Regions from separate parts of the Homo sapiens genome. Here region 2 is linked to region 1. The links are chromatin loops, found by intact Hi-C in ENCODE. Cell type or tissue: OCI-LY7. All regions are shown on one strand. Links, peaks and the distances in the headings refer to the core of each region. The heading gives the core; the rest is flanking DNA. Region 1 has its middle 120 kb from the start of C1QTNF9B. Region 2 overlaps LOC105370118 (a long non-coding RNA gene).

Region 1 (2,920 bases), core at 150-2,649:
TTTTTTGTATTTTTAGTAGAGACGGGGTTTCACCGTTTTAGCCGGGATGGTCTCGATCTCCTGACCTCGTGATCCGCCCGCCTCGGCCTCCCAAAGTGCTGGGATTACAGGCGTGAGCCACCACACCCGGCCATGATTCTTATTTATAAAAGAAAAACAGTATATAGTTTTATACTGTATGGTTTGATAGCAGTGGAGCTAGTTAAAATTTCTGCATACTTTTGTAATTATGTTTTGTTTGTGAACTTACAGATCCATTACCTAGCCAAATATTTATGTGTATTTTAAAGCATTTTTAATATCACATGCTAAATAGCTAGGAAACTTTTCTTGAGCAGAATATTACTAGTGCATTCTCTTTCTTCCTCTTGTGTGTACTTTATAATTAGAATAAATATCATTAATGATAATGCTTCTCTGAGGTCAGATTTTATTTAAAAAATAAAATAGGACTGCTAAAAAAAAAATGACATTTTGAAATACTCGTTGGAATCCTAGGCAGCTTAGGGCTCTGTAGAGCAATGGGAGTCCAAGGGTAGAGAATCATTTGGTGTTTAGGAAAAGCTTCTATTATCAGTGAGGTCACATTAGCGTTCACAGGCATAGATTTCAACATGCCAGTGAAGACTGGTAGGGTTAGGAGTCTCATCTCTCTCGCCCTGGAGTCTTTCTGTGGTTTTCAGGCCAGCCACACCTCTTTGCCCCCATGTCAGAATTCAGACATCTACGTTTATTGAAGCTTACCTTTAAGCTCTATCTTTATTGCACTCATTGTGTGAGGTGCGGACTCCAGCTTCTATCTTAGGAAGTCCACCTCAGAGCACCAAGCCTCACCGACAGCCAGACTTAACCAGCTGCATACAGCTTCTCCCTGTTGGCATGAAACACACCAACATTTGGGATGATGACTTGAGGAATTTGGATTTTTTTGAGATCTGTGTGTTTTAATGTTTTGGTATTTTACTTAGTTCCTTGTTTTAAACTGTTCCATTTCAAACTTAAGCATTTCATTTTATAGTTAGAGTGCTTGAACTTCTAACCAATATGCAGTTGACATTGTTCTAAGTTATGAAAAAGGCAAAAATATAGTGCTGTGTACATGTGACTTTATGAAAACTTTTTTGTTTTTTAACCTTAATCAAATTTTTCATTAATGCTTAAGTAGAATATATTAGTATTTTAAAAGCAGATTCACAATCCATTTGAGTTGGAAACCATTCTTGGCCCACAAACCCAGTTTCCCTCAGAGGCCGTGAGAGGGAGCTGTTGAACCTTAAACGAATTGTATTTAACCTTTAACAGTCCATCAGGCTAAACTATTCAGATAATCCATCTATAAAATTTAACTTACATTGTAATAAGCAGTAGTATGATTTTCATTTCTATTAAAGCAGAAGTTATGCAGTTAATTAAGAGACATTTCAGTTAAATTCAATGAATACTTTTTAGTACATGTTATTTACAAGGCACTTTATGCTAAAAGTGGGCATAAAAATAAATAATTTGGGCCGGGCGAGATGACTCATGCCTATAATTCCAGCACTTTGGAAGGCTGAGGTGGGTGGATCACAAGGTCACGAGTTCAAGACCAGCCTGGCCGAGATGGTGAAAACCGGTCTCTACTAAAAATACAAAAATTAGCTGGGCATGGTGGTGGGTGCCTATAATCCCAGCTACTCAGGAGGCTGAGGCAGATAATTGCTTGAACCCAGGAGGCGGTGGTTGCACAGGGCCTAGATCGAGACACTGCACTCCAGCCTGTGTGACAGATTGAGACTCCATCTCAATAAATAAATAATTGGAGTGGCTCATAAACATGTGCATGTCTGTGTGTGCACACCTGCATTATAAAGTAGAACACAATATATAAGGAAGGTATATTGAGTTTCCACAGAAAGGAAGGTATTAGGAGAGGCAGGAGAGAGGAGCTGGCCTCTAAGAAGGGCTGGAGCATTTCTGGGAGTTGACAGAGAATGGGGAGTATTCCAAGTGCGGAGCACAGCATAAGGAAAGAAAGTTTGGAGAATCCTGAAGATGCCTGTTTGCTCAAAGCATAGCTTGCATAAAGATGATTAAGAGAATATCAGGCATAGGGCAGACAGTGAGTTGCACCTGTAGTCCCAGCTACTTTGGAAGCTGAGTCAGGAGGATCACTTGAGCCCAGGAGTTTGAGGCTACAGTGAGCTATGATTGTACCACTCTACTCCAGTCTGGGTGACAGAACGAGACCTTGTCTCTTAACAAAAAATATAAAAATTAAAAACCAGTATCAGGCTGAAAAGCTAGGTTGGGCTGCATTGTACTCAAACATAAATGCCCAAGGACTGACTTGTCTCTAATTGTTTTGAACGTCAAAATTTGACCAAATGATCTCTTAATCTGTGACTGTATACGCCGTGCATTGGGCATTATTCACCAGATGTTAATTGAAGTCATACTCTGTGAAGGTTGTTGGAAAATCTTTTTTTTTTTTTGAGATGGAGTCTCACTCTGTCGCCCAGGCTGGAGTGCAGCGGCATGATCTTGGCTCACTGCAAGCTCCACCTCCCGGGTTCACACCATTCTCCTGCCTCAGCCTCCCGAGTAGCTGGGACTACAGGCGCCCGCCACCACGCCTGACTAATTTTTTATATTTTTAGTAGAGATGGGGTTTCACCGTATTAGGCAGGATGGTCTCGATCTCCTGACCTCGTAATCTGCCTGCCTCGGCCTCCCAAAGTGCTGGGATTACAGGCGTGAGCCACTGCGCCCGGCCAGTTGTTGGAAAATCTTAATGTTTCTTTTCTCTTTTCTTTCTTTTTTTTTTTTTTTCAAATGGAGTCTTGCTCTATCTCTTGAAGGCTGGAGTGCAATCTCATCTCACTGCAGCTTCCACCTCCCAGATTCAAGCAATTCTCCTGTCTCAGCCTCCCGAGTAGCT
Region 2 (2,920 bases), core at 333-2,832, 710 kb after region 1:
CACAATAGAGTAGACGCAGGGCATGGGCTAGGACTGGTGCCCTTCTGAGGTTTCCTAAGCATAATAACTTGCCTCAGTGCAAACAAACGCAATCCCTGGAAACATAGATATTGTTTCACAGTGTCTACAGCTTCATGTTTTTGGAAGGAGAAACCCTGATGCTCGCAGCAGTGAATGTATGCCAGGGAATGGAAGGAACTAGAGAAATGCACGTGAAACACCGAGGAGTCAGAAGATGCAGCCTCAACTCTGTAAGGCAAGGCAAGCTCTCTCTCAATGCAGGATGCAGTCCAGGCACATCCAGCACCAGGACAGCTGTAAAAGGACACTGGCCTGGGCTCCATCTCCAACCTCCTGAATCAGAACCTCCAGGGCTGGAACATCTGCAGCCTCTCCAAGAAAGAGATTTTTAAGCTGGAGGTGTCTGAGCTCTCTACCTGTCGCCCACATCCTGCTTGGTCAGGAGAGCAGTCCTCCACCCTGACAGGCAGATGGAGAAGGCCTCTGATGAATGGATGGAGGAAGGGTCAGTGAGGGCTAGTGTTGGAGTCCTGAAGGAGTGAGGGAGAGGACAGTGGGTGGGTCCTAATGCTCTGCCCCCCACGTAGGGAGGCTCACAGGGCACATGTCCTCAGGCTCTGCAGGTCACCTACCCAACTTTTAGTTATAATGTCCCAGAGCTTAATATGGGGCTATTTCTCAAGAAAAAATAGTAGCCCCTGTCTTGTCCCCTAACTCCTCATAGCAGCAAGTTTGAAGTTTGCTGATCTACAAAAGGTCCTCAAATCTGGCCTGAAGCAGCAATAGTATCTCTCCATTTATCCAAAAATTCATGTTTGTGTAGTCCTTCTCTGTTGTAATTCCCAAAGCAAGAGTTTTTAAGTGCAGGAGCATGTCTGAAAATCAGGACCCCCAGGGCTCTTGCTCAATCCCAAGAAGGTTAGAGTGGTTCTTAGCTTCAGCTGTCCCATCCTAAACGAGGAGGTGGGATTCTGGAATTTCTAAAAGTCATTCCTACTCCACTGCCCTATAATTTCTAAGAAAAAAGCCAGCCACTTCGTCATAGAGTTGGGTATTCCACCTCCTCTGAAACATGTATGGAGAACAGCTTGAACCTTTTCACTGCTCACCTCTGCTTTTAGTGACTAAGGATAGAAAGGTCAGAGGCAAAGTGGCAAAGGACTTGAAAACTACCTTCAAAAACTAACTGCAAAAACCAAACTACTAATATCGTTTGGTGGCTGGGCGCGGTGGCTCACGCCTGCAATCCCACCACTGTGGGAGGCCGAGGCGGGCGAATTGCCTGAGCTCAGGAGTTTGAAACCAGCCTGTGCAACACGGTGAAACCTCGTCTCTAATAAAATACAAAAAATTAGCTGGGCTTGGCAGAGTGCACCTGTAGTCCCGGATACTCAGGAGGCTGAGACAGGAGAACTGCTTGAACCTGGGAGGTGGAGTTTGCCGTGAGCCAAGATCGCGCCACTGCACTCCAGCCTGGCAACAGAGACTTTGTCTCAAAAAAAAAAAAAAAAAAAAAATGGTTTGGTGTGGGTCTGGCGCCCTCTGGTGTGTTTTGAGACTGTGTCATGCTGGCTGGTGCTAAGTTCTCCCTGCTGCCATCTGTGGTCTGACATGTGAGCACATGCTGTATATGCTGAGAGTGCTGTATTATAAATTATTATTATTATTGTTATTATTTTGAGACGGAGTTTCGTTCTTGTTGCCCAGGCTGGAGTGCAATGGCACGATCTTGGCTCACTGCAACCTCCACCTCCCGGGTTCAAGCGATTATCCCTTCTCAGCCTCCCGAGTGGCTGGGATTACAGGTGCCCGCCACCACACCCGACTAATTTTTTGTATATTTTTTTTTTAGTATAGATGGTGTTTCACCATGTTGGCCAGGTTTGTCTCAAACTCTAGACCTCAGGTGATCCACTCGCCTCGGCCTCCCAAATGCTGTGATCACAGGCATGAGCCACCACACCCAGACTATAAATTATTTTAATTACCACCTGATACTTTCAGTAAATCTAGAAGAAAAATGGTAAATGCAAGGTTTTATTAAAACAAAAACAGGCTCAAAGTTAAAATATACTTGAGCCTTTATTAAAAACCACAATAAAATGGCCAGGCGCGGTGGCTCACGCCTATAATCCCAGCACTTTGGGAGGCCGAGGTGGACGGATCACAAGATCAGGAGATCGAGACCATCCTGGCTAACATGGTGAAACCCCGTCTCTATTAAAAATACAAAAAAATTAGCCAGGCATGGTGGCGGGCGCCTGTAGTCCCAGCTACTCTGGAGGCTGAGGCAGGAGAATGGCGTGAACCTGGGAGGCAGAGGTGGCAGTGAGCCGAGATTGCGCCACTGCACTCCAGCCTGGGTGACAGAGCGAGACTCCATCTCAAAAAAAAAAAAAAAAAAAAACAACCCAATAAAATGCCATCATAGAATATCTATGCTTGTCTGTCTGTCTGTCTCTCTCTCTCCCTCCATGTTTTGAGATGGCACTACAGCAATGTGTAAAAGGTAAATCAAGGTTCATGACCCTGTCTGTATCAATTAGTGGGCTCTTGAGTTTTCTATTGCACCCAACAGCACCCCACTCCTGCAAAAATACTAACAACAACAAAGCTGAATTTTAAACAGGAAAAGAAGGCAACAAAGCTTATGGAAGAGAACAAATATGGAAGATATTTATGGAATAAACATGGAATGGAATACAAAACAAATTATGGAAAATAAATACAATGAATCAGAAAGGATTTCTCAAACCATACTTGAAAATCGTAAATCTTAATGAAAATACCATAGAAAAATAAAACATCTTTCGACAATAAGAGATATAAACAAAGTTAAAAAGCAAGTCATAGCCTGGAAGAGTATATTTGCAATGGGATCTAAAATAAATAAATAATA

What was found. A loop is a pair of places that touch in the nucleus more often than their neighbours do. Peaks named below come from ENCODE experiments on the same cell type or tissue, not always from the same donor. Only the 100,000 strongest peaks of a DNase experiment are listed, where the experiment ranks them.
Region 2: it touches region 1 in a loop (4-fold over the local background); 2 of 110 quality-filtered maps call a loop at or near these places.

Annotation. Positions count from the first base shown.
Region 1 is chr13:24,019,256-24,022,175 of GRCh38, forward strand. It overlaps a transcript of SPATA13 not described here. Among named protein-coding and RNA genes, the nearest start is that of C1QTNF9B, 120 kb to the left of the region's middle. In OCI-LY7, for the core only: a CTCF peak has its summit at 1,253; a DNase peak (open chromatin) is centred at 1,246.
Region 2 is chr13:24,726,605-24,729,524 of GRCh38, forward strand. All of the region lies in intron 3 of LOC105370118 (a long non-coding RNA gene), which reads right to left. Among named protein-coding and RNA genes, the nearest start is that of RNF17, 36 kb to the right of the region's middle. In OCI-LY7, for the core only: a CTCF peak has its summit at 1,572 (motif pointing left); a DNase peak (open chromatin) is centred at 1,597.